2 separate regions of the Mus musculus genome follow, and region 1 is linked to region 2. The links are chromatin loops, found by intact Hi-C in ENCODE. Cell type or tissue: heart. All regions are shown on one strand. Each heading gives the region's core, and the rest is flanking DNA. Links, peaks and the distances in the headings are about the cores only.

Evidence for each region. A loop is a pair of places that touch in the nucleus more often than their neighbours do. Peaks named below come from ENCODE experiments on the same cell type or tissue, not always from the same donor. Only the 100,000 strongest peaks of a DNase experiment are listed, where the experiment ranks them.
Region 1: it touches region 2 in a loop (2.0-fold over the local background); 2 of 42 quality-filtered maps call a loop at or near these places.

Annotation. Positions count from the first base shown.
Region 1 is chr4:55,159,408-55,167,706 of GRCm38, forward strand. It overlaps the pseudogene Gm12509. Among named protein-coding and RNA genes, the nearest start is that of Gm12514, 24 kb to the left of the region's middle. In heart, for the core only: a CTCF peak has its summit at 3,588; no DNase peak of the experiment used is centred there.
Region 2 is chr4:55,072,562-55,081,185 of GRCm38, forward strand. It overlaps Zfp462 (zinc finger protein 462), which reads left to right. Exons shown (of 13, transcript NM_172867.3): 11 at 412-544; 12 at 6,703-6,826; 13 at 8,105-8,624. The coding sequence ends at 8,312. Among named protein-coding and RNA genes, the nearest start is that of Gm42289, 7.7 kb to the left of the region's middle. In heart, for the core only: no CTCF peak of the experiment used is centred there; DNase peaks (open chromatin) are centred at 4,750, 5,060 and 5,580; H3K27ac peaks cover 386 bases.

The DNA.
Region 1 (8,299 bases), core at 1-8,000, 86 kb after region 2:
ACACAACCTCCAAGCCACACACTAGCAAAGACATAGTCTTCCACTCAGAGTATTATCGTTTTGAAATCGAGATCAAGTAAATATTCAAGTACCTTAATGAAAGACAACAAAAAGAATATAGAAAAACAAAAATCTTTTTTAAAAAATGAAATATTTTTTATTTAAAAATTGTCATATGTTTTTATGACATTGTTCCCCAGTTCCCAACCCAACTCTTCCCAGATTCTCTGCACATCAACTCTCTTACTCTCACTGTCTTGCTCTCAACATATAGATATAGATATAGATATAGATATAGATATAGATATAGATATAGATATAGATATAGATATAGATATAGATAGAGATAGAGATAGAGATAGAGATAGAGATAGAGATAGAGATAGAGATAGAGATAGACATAGACATAGACATAGACATAGACATAGACATAGACATAGACATAGACATAGACATAGACATAGACATAGACATAGACATAGACATAGACATAGACATAGACATAGACATAGACATAGATATAGATATATATCCCAAAAAATCAAAACAAATAAAAAAACTAGTAAAACAAAACAAAAGCTATACAAAAGCTATAAAGTTTGCTTTGTATTGGCCACCAGCTGACTACTTTTGGGTATGGGAGCCGCCCTGGATGTTGCTGACATAGCCAGAGATACTCCACTGGAGAAAACCTGATTTTGCCTGCAGCAGCCAGTATAAGTTGCAAGTAGCTTACTGGTTACTGGTCGAATTTTGCGTCTACTTCCTCTTCCCATCATGGAGAGTTTGTCCGTTTGACCTGTGCAGCTCTTGTGCATGTTGTCTCGGTCTTTGTGAGTTCACCTGGGTCTTACTTCTCTTCAGGGAACTAAAACCAGAAAATAAAATTCACTCTCATTGGGAATATATTAACAGCTACACCGACTGTAAATGATTTAAGTTTAGCAATTAAAATGCAGAAATGGCTAGACTTGATCAAATAACACAACCCAATTATACGCTACCTCAAAGAAACTCCTCTCAATTATATCAGGCAAGTGAGAGTAAAAGGAGCCAAATATTAATCCAAAGAAAACAGGAGCTGGTGTGTTCATATTAGAGTTTGGGACAAAAAAAAGCAGAGACAGAATGGGACACTATTTCATGGTAAAACTGTCAAGTTGCCAAGAAGACCACAGCCCTAAATTCATTAATTAAAACAACAGAAAAAGAAATAAAATAAAGACTAGAGAGGAGAGGTGGAGAGAGGGGAAGGGAGAGAGCATAGACTTGAAAATGTGTGAATTAAAACAGGCAAGACTAAGAGAAATAGACACATCAAGGCATGGTTATATTTAAAATTTCGAAGACCTTATTTCAACAGCAATAGAACAATTAGACAGAAAAACTGGTAATGTTAAAGAACAACAACCAATCCAACCAAACAGGAAACCCGAAACCAACTTCACAATCAACACACACATACACACAGACACACCTACACAGAGACACACACAGCCACATAGTCACCCACTGAGTCACAGACACACACACACACACACACTATTAACCAACAGAACCTACCGAAAACCAGTGTATACTATTTCCAAAGGCCAATGCAATATATTTCAAAATAGGCCACACTGTGCTTCAAAATAACCTAGACAAATTTAGAATGATTGAAATGATATGGGGTGTTTCCCAACCATAATGGAATGAAACACAAGTTAATAACTGAAAGACAACAGTAAAAATCTCCAAACGCATGAAACTAAACAATGTATTTCTAAGTTATTCACAGGTTAAATAAGTCTAAGGAGAAAAAAAAATAAATCATAGAACTAAAAAAAAAGTAAAAGTACAATACTCTAAAATATACAGGACACAATAACAGCTGCTCTGAGAGAGAACTATATATCACTATCTGCTTATGCTAGGAAGGAAGACAGGTAGCAAGATGGCTCAGCCATTTAAGCTCCCCCTCAAGGTAAAAGAAGAAGAAAAAGAAGAAGAGAAAATAAAATCAAAACAGGAGCTGAAGAGATAGCTCAGCTGTTAAGAGCACGGCTTAGTTAGGGTTTTATTGCTCTGAAGAGAACCATGACCAAGGCAACTCTTATAAAGGCAAACATTTCATTAGGGCTGGCTTACAGGTTCAGAGGTTCAGTCCATTATCATCACTGTGGGAAGCACGGCAGCATCCAGACAGACTGGAGAAGCTAATAGTTCTACATCTTTTTTGTTTGTTTGTTTGTTTGTTTGTTTGTTTGTTTTCGAGACAGGGTTTCTCTGTATAGCTCTGGCTGTCCTGGAACTTACTTTGTAGACCAGGCTGGCCTCAAACTCAGAAATCCACCTGCCTCTGCCTCCAAGTGCTGGGATTAAAGGCGTGCACCACCATGCCTGGCAAGAGTTTTACATCTTGAACTGAAAGTAGCAAAGAGACTCTCATTCCACACTGGGTGAAGGCTGAGCATAGGAGCCTCAAAGCCCATCCCCACAGTGACATACTTCCTTTATCAATGTCACGCCTCCTCCAATAATGGTACATACCTCCTAATAGGGCTATTTCCCATGGGTCAAGCACATTGCAACCACCACAGAGCACACACTATTCTTCCTGGACCCAAGCTTCTTTTCCCACATCTATGTCAGGCAGCTCCAGGGAACCTAGTGCTTCTAGTCTCCCTAGGCACTCGACCTCATGTATATAACACACTCCCACACATAATTAAAATAGCAAGATAAATCATTTTTTAAAAGTAGTAAAAAGAAATTGAGAAAGTGGGAACCAAATAATTATAAACAACAACAAAAAAGTCACGAAGAAGCACTGTCCCAAAGACGCTCCCATAAAACTGGCAATCCTCTGACAGCACCGATAATAAAAAGAAAACTGCCAATACTAGGATTAAACATTACGATAACTGAAGCAGCGATGTAGAGCTGTTATGAATAGCTTCACATACTTGATTGGACTATGGAAATGCACTGTGTGTAAGTCATGTATCTCTCCGGCTTGCCACCATGAAATACTTTTGCAATCCTGTAACTATGAAAGACATTGAGGTCATAGTCTTAAACTTTCCCCCAGAAGGAAATTTTCTTGTCCAGATAGTTTACTGAAAAATTCTAACACCTGTATAAAGAAAAAACAGTATCAGTCTTACATGGCCTTCAAGAAAACAGGAAGGGATCCCCCTCCAATCAGGGCACAAAGTACTGACTGTCCTGATACCCAAACCAGATGTAAGACAGAACAATAGCTCTTCCAGACACAGCTGACAAAGTCCTCAACAAAATGTTGGCAAACAGAATTCATCAATATATGAAAAGAATTATGTGCAATGAGCAAGTAGATTTATTCCAGGAACTATAAAGCGTTCTTAGGATTTGCTAATCAATACAGTGGACCACTTGAAATGGTTAAAGAAAAGTCATGAAACAGGAAAAGTGTTTTACAAAATCCAACTCTCGACTCATGACTAAAGAGACAAAGTGTAAGTAGTGTTGATGAGTTAGGATGTGTTCCAGCTTCCACGCTAACTGAGCTGTGGGTGTGGCTAGCTTGAGCTGAGTAAGAAGACCGATCTTCACCTAGTGGTGCCAGGTGGCCATTGAGAGGAGAAACCAAGGTTTGCATTGGCAACCTGGGAATTGGTGCTGGAAAAGAAAAATTAGGAAGGGCTTTCAATTCCCAGGTTTCTTAAGAACAGTATGGACTGTGAGAAATGCTCCAGGAATTGCCTTTGTGGAATCTGAGGATCCCAGAAATGCAGAAGATGCAGTTCGAGGACTGGATGGCAAGCTGATCTGTGGTCCTCCAGTAAGGATGAACTATCAACAAGAATGCTTCAGAGATCTCATTTTGTTAGGCACCTGACTAGCTCCCCTTGGATCCTAATGGTAGATGCCATGAGTGTGGTGAAAAGAGACATTATGCTTCTGACTATCATTGCTATAGCCATCCAAGAAGAAGCAGGGAAGGAAGAGTCAGGTTGCCTATCCATGGGAAGGTGGCACTCTCACACAGCAGAAGCCAGGGAAGGGGTCAACATCACCATCTCCTGGACAATACAGGTCTGAGTCTCTTTTAAGGTCTGGCTCAAGAACCAGGGGTATTTCATGTTCAAGAAGCAACCAACCAAAATTCATATCTCCAACACCTAAAAGGAGTCATTCCCCATCAGGAAGACCAGACAGAAGTGAAGCCCTGAAGGAATGGACTAAAGTTCTCATGTTCGCCCTTTTGAAAAGAGTTGTTTATATTCTTATAAGAGATTTGTTCTGTCTGTAAAATGTAACACAGGGAGGATCTTCAACCAGCTAATCAAAATGCATCTGGATTATTACTCTGTAAAATTCAGAGTAGTAAATTATATTGCTTTTGTTGAATGTATTGACATCTTCTGGTCTGAAAATGTGGGGTTTATCTGGAATATTTATCTAAACTGTTTCTAACTAAAAAAAAGGGGGGGTAAAATGTGATAGATACATACAATGGAATATTAGTCAGCCATAAAAAATACAATTACCCAATTTACAGGAAAGTGATCATTGGAACTGAAGATCATCATAGTAAGTGACTTCAGACAGACTCAGAGAAACAGAATGTAAGCTGTCATTCATATATACAATCTAGATATTTAAAAGAATATGAGATGTGAAAGTATAAGGGGCTATTTCAGAGAGGTGGAGAAATAATTGATGTATATGGTATATATGTTTGAAAATGTCAGAAGAAAGCCTACTTTTTATATGCATAATAACGATTAACTTAAAAAGCTGATAGACTTCCGGTCTCTAGCATGATGAGAAAGTAAAAATGTGCTATTGAAAAAAAAAAAACCCTAAAATGATTTTTAAAAAAATAACAGGGCTGGAGAGATGGCTCAGTGGTTAAGTGCACTGACTGCTCTTTCGAAGGTCCTGAGTTCAAATCCCAGCAACCACATGGTGGCTTACAACCATCAGTAAAGCTACAGTGTACTCATACACATTAAATAAATAAATAAATAAATAAATAAATAAATAAATAAATAAATCTTTAAAAAATAATAACAGGAAACAGCGCTTAGCAAACTAGGTATGAAAGGGATCTCTTCACATTGGTAAACAATCTGTACAAAATAGTTAACAGTATACATACTAAATGTTGAAGGCTGAGCAATTTCACCCATGAGAGAAGCAAGCCATGGACTTCTCTCTTATTTGATACAGTCCAATAAGAATGGATGAAACAAGTTAAGAAATGGAAATAGTGGGCGTTAGAGAGATGGCTCAGTGGTTAAGAGCACTGGCTGCTTGCTCTTCCAGTGAACCTGGGTTCGATTCCCAACACCTACATGGTGGCTCACAATAGTCTGTAACTCCAGTTCCAGGTGATCTGACACCCTCACACAGACATACATGCAGACGAAACACCAATGAACTTAAAACACAAACAAATAGTTTTTAAAACAAGAAATGGAAATAAAACTTAGAGCAGCTGGAAGAGTAAAACTGTCCATATTTGTAGATAACACAGTAGTTCATGTAGAAAACTCGATAGACCTGCCTTCCTGAATCTCAGAGCTGATGCATGTAAAAGTCACCAGCATTTATGTACGTATCTTGAAGATTTACTTTTATTTATTTATTTATTTATTTATTTATTTATTTATTTATTTATTTATTTATTTATTTAGGATGACTTCCTGTGTGTACTTATGTGCATCATAGGTATGCCTAGTGCCGGAGGAGGTCAGAAGATGGTGTCAAATCCTTTAGAGCTGGAGTTGCAGACAACTGTGAGCCACCATGTGCTTGCTGCGGGGAGTGGAACCCAGGTCCTCTGTGAGAGCAGTGAGTGATCTTAGCCACAGAGTCATGGCTCCAGGCCTCTTTGTAAAATTTTTGTTTTGTGTGTGTGTGTGTGTGTGTGTGTGTGTGTGTGTGTGTGTGTGTGTGTGTGTGTGTGTGAAGACAGGATCTCACTAGCCCTGGATGGCTTGGAATTCAGCTGTGTAGACCAGGATGGCTTTGAACTCAAGAGATCCACCTGCTTCTGCCTCCCGAGTGTTGGGATTAAAGATGTGCTCTACCTTCCTTCCAGCAGCTGGACCTGGGATTGATCTCTGGAGATCAGGCTTGGGGGCAATCACCTTTTCCCACTGAGCCATTCTACCAGCCTTTCACCTGCATTTCTAGACATTAATTATGAACACATAGACATTGAACTTCCAGGTGAAGTATCCCTCAAGTTGCTCAAAACTATTTAGGTAAATCCAACAGAACATATGCAGGACTTGTGCCTGAAAATGCACTTTGGTGACAAATATTAAAAAGGATACAAATAAATGGGTCACGCCTTAGAGGGCTCAGCATGGCTAAGAAGTTCATTCACCAGGTCTACACTGCCTTAACACAATCCTCTCCAAAACCTCAGTAAGGCTATTTTGTGGAGACAGAAAACTCTCCAATACATATATATACATAGCCCTGACTCGCCTATAACTTGCTATGTAAGCTGGCTTTAAACAGAGATACACCTGCCTCTGTCTCTGTTAGGATTAAAAGTGAGTACCATCATGACCTTCTAGGTTTTTCAATAAATATTGTTCAAGCCACTGGATAACCAGGAACCAAAATTAAATAAAACTTAAGGTTCATACATAATACTGCAATTAAAACAAAATTGATCATAAGTTTAAAAGTAAAATGTAAAACCACAAAGCCTTCAGGGGAAAAAAATGAGAGAAAAATCTTTGGCGTCTGGGGTTAAGTAGCACCTTGGGGATGTGAAGTTCAAAGAATACTCTGAGGAAGGAATGGAGGATGAGCTGAGCTTTAGGGAGCTGAGAACTCCGATCCCAAGGGTAGACAACTAAGACACATTGAAAGAAAGAAAATCATTGCCTGACAAAGAGCTACCTAGAATATTCAAAACTCAACAGTAAAGACCAAAAAAAAAAAAAAAAAAAAAAAAGGATTCAATTATAAAATTGGCAGGAAACATAGAAAGACATTTCAGCGCAGTGGGTTCACAGATGGAAAATATGCACATGGCGGGTGCTCAACACCATTAGCTGTTAGAGAAATACAAATTAAAGCTGCAGCTAGGAGCCCCACACACCTACCAGGACAGCGACGGTGAAAAGCAGACAAGACCAAATGGTCGCAAGGAGGAGAGAAGTACATATTGTTGGTGGAAATATAAGCTGGCAAGCCACTCTCGATGACTTTGGCACTTAAAAAAAAAAGAAAGGAAACATAAAATACCATATGACCCAGAAACTGTACTCCCAGGCACTTAGCCCAGAGAAATGAAGACGTGGACTGATACAGAGATCTCTCTGCACATGTCCTGGTTAGATTTTTTGTCAACATGACACAAAACTAGAGTCATTTGAGAGAAAAGGAGACTTCAACTGAGAAAAATGTCCCCACCAGATTGGCCTATGGGCAAGCCTGTGGGGGTTGAGGTGGGAAGGCCCAGCTCACTGTGGGTGGTGGTGTCACCCATGGACAGGCCCTGGGTTGTATGAGAAAGCAGGCTGAGCAAGTTACCAGGAGAGAGCAAGGCAACAAGCAGAACTCTTCCCTGGTCTTTGCTTCAGCTCCTGCCGTGTTGCTTCCCTGACTTCCCTTCGTGATGAACTGTTAGTGGGACAAACCTTTCTCTACCCAAGTTGCTTTTGGTCATGGTGTTTTATGACAGCAATAGGAAATCCTAGCGAAGACAGTACAGTCATAATAACCAAAGATTAGAAACAACTTTCATGTCCCTGAATGGACGGATGGTTAAAAAGCTGCGGTACACTCATATCTTGGGATCTAACTGAGACATGATCAAATCTACTGGCACTGGCTGCAACGGGATGAGTCTAAGGAGAATTACCTTGTATGAAAAGAACCAACTTGAAAAGTTACCCATTGTTTGATTCTATTTATATAAGTCTTGAAATGACAAAATTATAGAAATGGAGAACAGGTGCGTGGGTGGCTGTTAGGGATGAGGGGAGGTAGGAAAGTGTGTGTGTGTGTGTGCTCGCGCATGTGCACATCATGTGCCTACATGCCTCCACCACAGAGCATGAAGAACCCTTGTGAAAAGTCTTGCCTAGATGACTCTCAGTATCCTAAAGAGTATGTATGGTGTTGGTGTGCTAGTATTTTCACTATTTTACCAATGAAATGGAAGGTTCTTTCTGCACAATTTCTTGCAAGTAGATGTTATTTCTACAACTTTATAAAAACTAAAGCTTTATTTAAAAAAAACAAAACAAACAAACCAACTAAAAATAACAAAATAAATAAATAACAAAACAAAATAAATAAA
Region 2 (8,624 bases), core at 625-8,624:
AGCATGATTGACAGGTAGTCAGGACGTGCGTAGGAAGGAGGAGTCTCTTTGCATGCAGAAGTATTGAAAGCTTGGGTAGTTAACGATGGACATGTTACATTTTCAATTCAGTGTTGATGCAGTGCGATATGTTTTGTGATGCTCTGGGATCTCTCTGGTTTTTTTGTACCTGAGTCTCACAAGTTTGGTGAGGAGGTCCAGTGTTGGAATGGGAAGCCAAGGACAGGTCTGTCTCTCAAAGTCAGAATGAAGAAACGATCTCTCAGATTCCTAGCTTGTCTGGACCCGGATGCAAAAAAAAAAAAAAAAAAAAAAAAACATATAGGGGAGATTGTGCTGGAAAGATCTCCTCCATGAGTGGCCGTGCAGTCTGTGGTTCATCTCTCCATCATCTGCTTGGCCCTTTTTCAGGTGAGCCGGAACTTTGAGCTGGTTGGCCGGGTGAACTTGGATCAGCTGGAACAGATGAAGGAGAAGATTGAGAGTTCCAGCAGCGAGGACGAGGACAAGGACGACGAAATGAGCAGCAAGGCTGAGGACAGAGGTTAGTCTTACCCTGCTCTCCGAGTCCCAGATGGCACCCAGAATGTCCACAGTGAGACAGAAGGGGGAGGCAGGAGGCTGCTGTGGGAAGAACAGAAGGAAGGATCCTTCTTGGTTAAGCAGCAGAACAGACTGGCTTAGGCACCATCAGGGGCCCTGTCTTTACAAACTATTACCAGCTATAGAAACTCCAAGGAAAACAGATATTTCCTTTCCAATTATAGATGTATGTGTGCTAAGAAAAAATATATATATATATATGGTTCCTAGCAAGGAAAACTAGTGTCTGAGGAGCCTTCAGGATGCAGACAGCAAGGAGCAAGATGAATGGCATGGTAGTGCTATCGAGGAATGAGTTTGAACTTGGATTGCTGCTGGGGTCATAGTGAGAGCCGGTAATGAACTTGGACATTATACATGTCCCCCCTGCAGGGCCATTTCCTTAGCCCCTTAGGGCTCTGTTTTCACTCTGCCAAGAGGAAGAGACAGTGTCTCACCCTCTCCTGTATTTGCAAAAAACACCAGCGAAGGTTTTATCGACATTTTGAACTATTGCTCCAACCCTGCCTCTCTCCCATTATTCTAAGATAAGAAGACTCCAAAATGTGTTTAATTGCAGAAAGCATGTGTGTGTGATCTAGAGACTTATCCTTGTTTATTCTTTATAGAATACTGTGGGCATCTCAGAGTATATAAAAGCACAGGTTGAGATGGGGAGTGGAAGGGCTGGAGAGAGGAGGGCCCAGCAGCTCAGAGTGCTTGCTCCTCTTAAGAACCTGAGCTCCGTCCCCGGCACCCATTTCCGTCAGCTCACAACCACCTGTAACTCCAGTTCTGAGAGATCAGACTCTTTCCTCTGGCATGCCCACACCCACACACATACTCAAAATTAAAAAGAAAGAATATAAGTTGGTATATGTTCCTTAAGTTACTGCAGGTTGAGCAAAATAGTTCACGCATTGATACTGTAAATATGAGCGAAACGCATAATAGCCACTACCATTGTAGGGATGAGAAGAATAGTATTAGCGGCCACTGCCGAGCCTCGTTTCTTTAGTCCTGTAATACGAAGGGTTCTGAAGCTACCCCACTGGATCTTGGCCCCCAGGACTTTGCTTTCTGTCTTTGTGAGTTCACCAGCTCTCAAATAATAGTGACAGTGACAATGATAATAGCAGTGTCTGTCTCCTAGGGTGATCAATGTATAGATTTTTAACTTAAAAGCTTCTGGCGTAAAACTTTGGTATTTTCTTTAGTTTTAGTTGACAGGTTTAAAAAAATGTGTGTATTTATGATTTAAAATAGGTGCACATTGCAGAATGGCCAAATGAAGTTAGTTAACATTTTTTCCTCACTTATCTTAGGGAATAAGATCTTAATCAACTGAGCAATTTAAAACTGCAGTAGCATTATTGGTTATAGTCATCACGCCACACAATTGATCTCCTAAACTCACTCATTCTTCCTATCTGCCTGAAATTTAATGTCCTTTGAGCAGTATGTCCCCAGGACCCCAACCTTGGGCTTTGGAAATGTCCACTCCAACAAAAATGTCCATTCCACAGTCTGAATCACTGAATTTGACTGAGGCTTCACATGGAGTGAAATAAATTGGTATTTGCATTTATGCCTGGTTCATTTCCTTCAACATATAATCCTCATCCATGTTGTCACAAATGACAGGAGTTCTTGTCTTAAAGTGGAATGGTATAAATGATATGCCAGTGGGCATCATGTCATGTTTTCTGTATCCCTTCATCGACAACTGGCCACTCAAATGAGTTCTATGTCTTTGCTGTTGTGAATAATGCTGAGATGAACCCTGGACATCTCTTGGTGATATTCCCTTCATTCATTTCATTGTCTTTGTGTGTTGACTCAGCAGTGAGATTGCTGAGAAACTTACATACAGTATTCCATAATGGCTGCCCAAATTTGCTACTAGTCCACAGCATTGTTCTTTCTTTACCTTCCCCAACACTTGTTCTCTTTCCTCCTTTAGGTAATGGACACTCTAACTGCTATGGGGCAGTACTTAAGGTTGGAATTTGCATTCCCCCCTTGTTCAGGATGTGGAGTGCCATTATATTGCTGATGTCTGTTTGCTTATCTTCTGAGACATGCTTATACAGAGCCTGTGTCCATTTCTTAATTGGGGAAATTGTTCACTCAATTATTGACTGAGTTGGTTGACTTCTTCATAGGACCCGGATGCTGACCCTGTGACCAGTGTGTGGTCTACAGATTCTCCTCCTCTTCTGTGGCTTGCCTTTTCTTTCTGACGTTTCCTTGGCAGAACAGAAACTTTCCAGCTGGATTCAGCTAGCATTTGCCTATTTTTTTCTTCCGTTACATGTGATTTGGGGGGTCATGTAAAAAACTTTAAAGAGAAAATCATGGACAACCGGTGTCCTGGAGATTTCCCCCGAGTTTTCCTCCAGCAACTTTTGTGGTTTTAGGACCTATGTTTCAATCTCTTACTGATTTGGAGTTGATTGTTTTTCCATCTGGGAGGTCAGGATCTAGTTTCTTTCTTCTGCCTGTGGTGCCTGATAGTGATATTGGCAACTTTCTCAAAGCTCAATTGACTGAGAGAGTGTTCCTATTCCATTGCTCCATGAAACTGATTCTAGGTTACTGTCAAGCTGTTTTGGTGACCTTGTCTTTCCTTAAGTATCTTAAAGTCACGGAATGGAGTGCCTCGAACTTCTTATCGTGTTCACTCTAGGTTGTTATGGCTATATGGGGTCTTTTCTAGTTACCTTGACGTTACAATGGAAAGCGAAGGGTAGATGTAACTCAGTGATAAAATTCTTGCCTGTGGTGTGAGAGGCCGTGGATTTTAAGAGTGCCAAAAACATTAATTAAATGGCATGGCATCCAAGACATGGACCTAATAAATAAGAGTTCTGACAAACTTAAAACCTATCTAAAGTAAGGTAAGAAGATAGATAATAAACCCACTGAAGGGTAAATCTCAGTCTTGTTGTTCCAGAGCAGATCTCTTAACACTACACACATCTTCAACCCCTTAGAGTGCTAACGTGTTCTTTTTTTAAAGAGACGCTAGTCATGAAATGCACTAGCCCTTGGGCTAGACTAAGGCCCCATGGCAGAATATCTAGCAGACCTGAGCAGGTCTTCCTGAGGCCATTTTCTTCTGTGGTTTTTTTTGTCCCTACCCTCCCACTGTGATAATCAAGGGATCTAGTTGGGTCCTTCAATCTCCAACTAACATAGAGAGCCAAGGCTTACAGCCAAAACGTGCTAACTTGTCAAAAGCTGCTTGCTGTGGTCAACCTGCAAGACTGCATAAAACAAAAGCCTCTCCTGTAGGTTGACTCAGGGCCATTTCTTATAAGGGAAATGCTTGTGATCTCAGAAGTATGCCTTATTTCTTTTCCTTCCTTCCTTCCTTCCTTCCTTCCTTCCTTCCTTCCTTCCTTCCTTCCTTCCTTCCTTCCTTCCTTCCTTCTTTCCTTCTTTTTTTTTTAACCTTTTAACAAATATGTTCTTCACAACAAATCCTTAACATCTCTTCACTGTTTTGGCTGTCCTCAGGGAGAGGGAGACAGGATGCTTCTGAGTGAGTCTACAAAAGCTTCTTTTTCTTCCTGGTACTCGGGCTCTGCTTGTCCCTCTTGATGAGATAAAAGATTCCTTCTTGGATATTTTGACTTTCTTCATGTCTAAGGCTACGCCTAGGCTATTTCTGAAGCCATCAGCATTCCAGAGCCCTCCATTTCCCAATGCTCTCCCCCAAAACAAATAAAACAAGCTTAGGCCATGAGAAAACACCGCGTCTGAAATATGTGAGGTAGCAAGCACATCTTCCTGCTTGTCCAGCTTGATCTCAGTCTATCCACTGGGCTTTCGGCTTCACACGAGATGGAATTAGGGCGAACAGCCTGGCTTCTACTTCCCTCTGAAAGTGTCATGTCTACATCCAGAGACCTAAACAAAAGAAGAAAAACTCCTCCTTGGGTAGACAAGTTGTGTATGAGGGACTGACTTGAGTACCTTGGGAATTGCAAGCTGAAACTGTCCCTTCCCTGTCACACATCCTTGCAAGAACGGTTCCCTTTGTCCTATCTCCTTCTCTTTGGAAACAACCTAGAATCAATCTTCCACCACCTCAGTAGATTGTTGCCAAGAAGACAGGGCCAACAATAGCCTGGGGTGTTTTTGCCAGACATCCTGGCTTCTGGCAGAGTGCACGAGGGGCTATTAGCTCAGCTCTCAGGCTGAGGGAGAGTGATTTGAGATGTGACAGGTAGACTGGCTTCTTCTGTGAGGATGAAGCTTAGCATGTGCCCTTGGAGACAATAGATGACCGGCTTCATGTTTCCTGAGGGCAGAGGATCAAGTACCAGCTCCATTCTCCTTGTGAATCATTTGGACGTTCATATAGACACCTTTGGTTGGGGAGTTCATGGCCTTCCTGTTCCCCAGTTCCTTCCCAGACATGAGAGCTGAGGACTGTACTCAGAATAGACACACAGCAAGATCAGCCTGGGAATTTCAGAGAGAAGCCACGCACGCACGAAGAAATTGAAAGGAACCCAAGCAGAACGCCGCCCACCCTGCCCCCTCTCATTATGCAACTAGGAGGAGTCAGGAAGGCATTCTGTTGATTTCTTGCCCAAGATAATCCCTGCTAAGGAATTAATGCGCAGACCAGATGGCGCTGTGTCATTTCCAGTGAAAAGAATCAAGGAAGATAGTCTGTGCAATTATTTTTAATGGCTTGTGTGGTGATCTTCTTAATTTGTGAGAGAATGCCTTGTCTTTTGTGAGAACTGGCCCTGTTCACGTAGCTTTCTTGTGAAGTGGATGAAGGCATCCCAGAGTCCTAGCTAATGTCTGGAAGATTTCATGAAATATGGGGCATTTCAATCAGAAGTTGTCTTCCTGTGACGTCTAATCTGCTGAGGGGCCCACGGTAATCAGAGATGAAAATGATCACGTTTCCCCAAGCTCCACCCTTTTTTCAGAACTGTGTAGTCTGCTACTTACTATCCGTGTGAAGACTTGGCCCTCAGTGGGCTAATGAAAGACATCTGGGCTTAGGACTAAGGACAGCACAAAGGCCACGTAAACCCTCATCTTTGAGCTTGCCAGGAGGTGTGGCTTATAAACAATTCGCTAGCCAATCCATGTGTATAAGGCCCCTCACATGTGGCAGCATCACAGGAGTGAAGAAAACAGCTAGACCAATATTTGCTGTGTACACCAGACCCATTCAGAAATGTCTGCGTATCCCAGTACTTGTGAATATCACCGGTTGAGAAATAAATACTGGGCGGTTGGCCAGGATCTGTCAGTGGCTGGGGACATGCTTGCTTTTCTTATCATTAGTTATTATTACATGTGTTTATTTATCGTATGTGTGAGAGAGTTGTACACGTGGAGGTCCAAGCACAATTTGCAGGAGTTGGTGGTTTTTGTCTCCCACTATGTGGGCTCCAGGGATCAAACTCCGGTCATGGAGCCTGGGAGCAGGCAACATTAATCTACTGAGACATCTCAATGTCCCAGACATGCTTTTATATAAGCTCCCGGCGGCCCAACCTCAGCGTTGCTTAGGGTACCACCCAGGAGGGTCTCTGCAGGGCTCCTATCCATCCGACAAAGGAGGTACACATGTTGTGATGCTTTGGCCTAACTTGAAATACGAAGAAGTCCTGTGGCCTACTCTGTAGAACCAGGTTGGGCGCTTTCTGTGGTCTATTTTCTTCTTAGTGAGCAGATAGCCCTGTTTCAAATTCACACTGAGTAGCTGCCGAGCTGTCAAGCCCTTGGTCAGACCCTGCAGAAGGGATGAGTTAATTAGAAAAGAGATGTAAAGGGTCTTAGAGTAAGCCAAGGAGCCTTTTCTGGCCAGAAGGAACCTGGGTTGTTGATGATAGCAGAAGTTGCATAAATAAGGAGACTTGTTGCATAATAAGTGACTGAAGCAGGACAGCTCCTATTCAGCTCTACTCTGGAAGTGTCCTTCAGAGAAGCCCAGAGTCAGTGGGGAGTCTGGCAGTACCTGCCAATGGCTTCCGGTTTAGCTTCCCAGGTAAGTCGGGAAATATTTTCCAGTGAATGCTGACTGATCCTCTCTAGATTTCCAGAAACACAAAGGAAATGCTGGTCTTTTCTCTCTGTTTGCAGAGCTGATGAGATTTGCAGACCGGGGGCCTGGTGTGAACACAGAGAAGCGATTTCCATGTGAATTCTGTGGACGGGCGTTCTCACAGGGCTCTGAGTGGGAAAGACACGTGTTGAGACACGGCATGTAAGTTGGGCACCAAGAAGACCTTTGTCCCAAGCGAGAGGGTGGGAGGAAGGCAAGAGTCCCCTAATAGTACAAAGAGCTCCTACCCCCACCACCTGGTATCACCTTACTGAGCATGGAGGGCAGGCAGTGAAGACTGAGAAAGCAGATTCCTCCTTCTTTGTTAATTTTTAAAATGACCATCCTGTCACATTCAAAGCCCCCAGACTGAAAGGTAGTGTGTCCCTTTTCTTTGCAATTGGATCTCGTTCTCTGAGAGAAATGTGGATGGTGGTCTGAATCTCTGGCTTCTGTGTGTGCCCACTTCTGTGAATGGCCCTGGGCATGCCAAGACTTACCTCAGAGACACAGCGCCATTCCATACCCGCCTCCCAGTAACTGAGAGCATGCCTGTCAGGTTCTGACCTAACCACTGTGAAAATCGAATTGTCCGTTTGCACAAAGAACCCTTCCTTAGTCCACCAGACAAGAGAACGAATGTGTGGTTTGTATGAGATAATGGCCATGCAGTGCCCACACCTCTGAGAACATAACTAAGTTTCTCAAGTCACAGTTGATGCCTGCAGGTTTTTAGCTTTTGTGTGTTTGAATGATTTATTAAAATAGACTTGACTAAAAAAAAAACTTCAATATCAGAGTTGTTCCTTTTGTCTTAATCCTTATTGGCCAATACCTTAGCTTCTGAGTTCAGCTGACAGATCTGAGTGTGAGACAGTTATATTAATTTGGAAACAAAACATGGCATAATCAAAGCACAGGACAAACACTGGATATTTTTAGGGGTCCCAGTCATCAGAAAGAGCTCTACACATAACAAATAGAAAGTCACCAGCAATTTAGTAATATACACACAGAATTCATTCACAGGAAACTTCAGTGCACTTTCAGGATCAGAGAGGAAAGAGAGATGAGTGTTTAATTTGATTAGAAAAAGCATGAGAAGCCAGGAAGATCATAAAATGCTTAGGGTTTCAGCTCCATGCCCAGAGTGCAGGTTAGTAAGCTGGGCATGATGCCGTGTGTCTGTAATCCCAGCTCTGGGGAGGCAGAGAGAGTTGTGCTTAGTAGGGACGCTAGCCTAGCGTGTTTGGAATGTCCTGAGATACTCTGTCTGAAATCACACACAGAAAAGATGACGATGTCTGAACTTAGGCTGGGCCTACAGGAGCGCATGCTCACCACTCCTGAGCCTCCCGCCTCCACCACTTAATTGCGGGAATGAGAGCCTTGTGCCACCACACCTGGCTTATCAGCATGTCTGCTGGTTTGCTTTTCCAGGTCATTGCATGATACCAACCAAGTGAGCAGGAACGAAATCCATACAAAGGAGATGGTGGAGGAGAGTATGCAGCTGCCCTCCATAGAGGCCAAGGAAGACGATGAGCCAATTGGGATAGACTTTCCCTTAAAGAGCGAAACAGTAACCATCTGTGTAGTGGCTGCCGACAAATCTCTCCTGGAGGATGCAGAGGCCAAAAACGAATAAGAGTTTGGTGAAATTCTTATCAAACCTTACTTGAACCGTGATGAAAATGTGGGCGGGCCGGCGTGGGCTGAGAAGGGAGGGGACAGACAGAGGAGAGAAGAAGACAGAACAAAGCTGCTTTTAGGACTGAACAATCTATTTTCAAAGCACTGGTACCTGTGTGAGTGAGTATGTAAATTAAAGTTATTTAAATGGTTGGAATATGTGGCTCCTTTCCTGTCACGACATCCTTCCTTCCGGATCTTCACCACGGAGATTTTCATCTGCTGCGGTTTGGGAAGTACCTCCCGTGGGCACGGTGGTCTCCGTGAC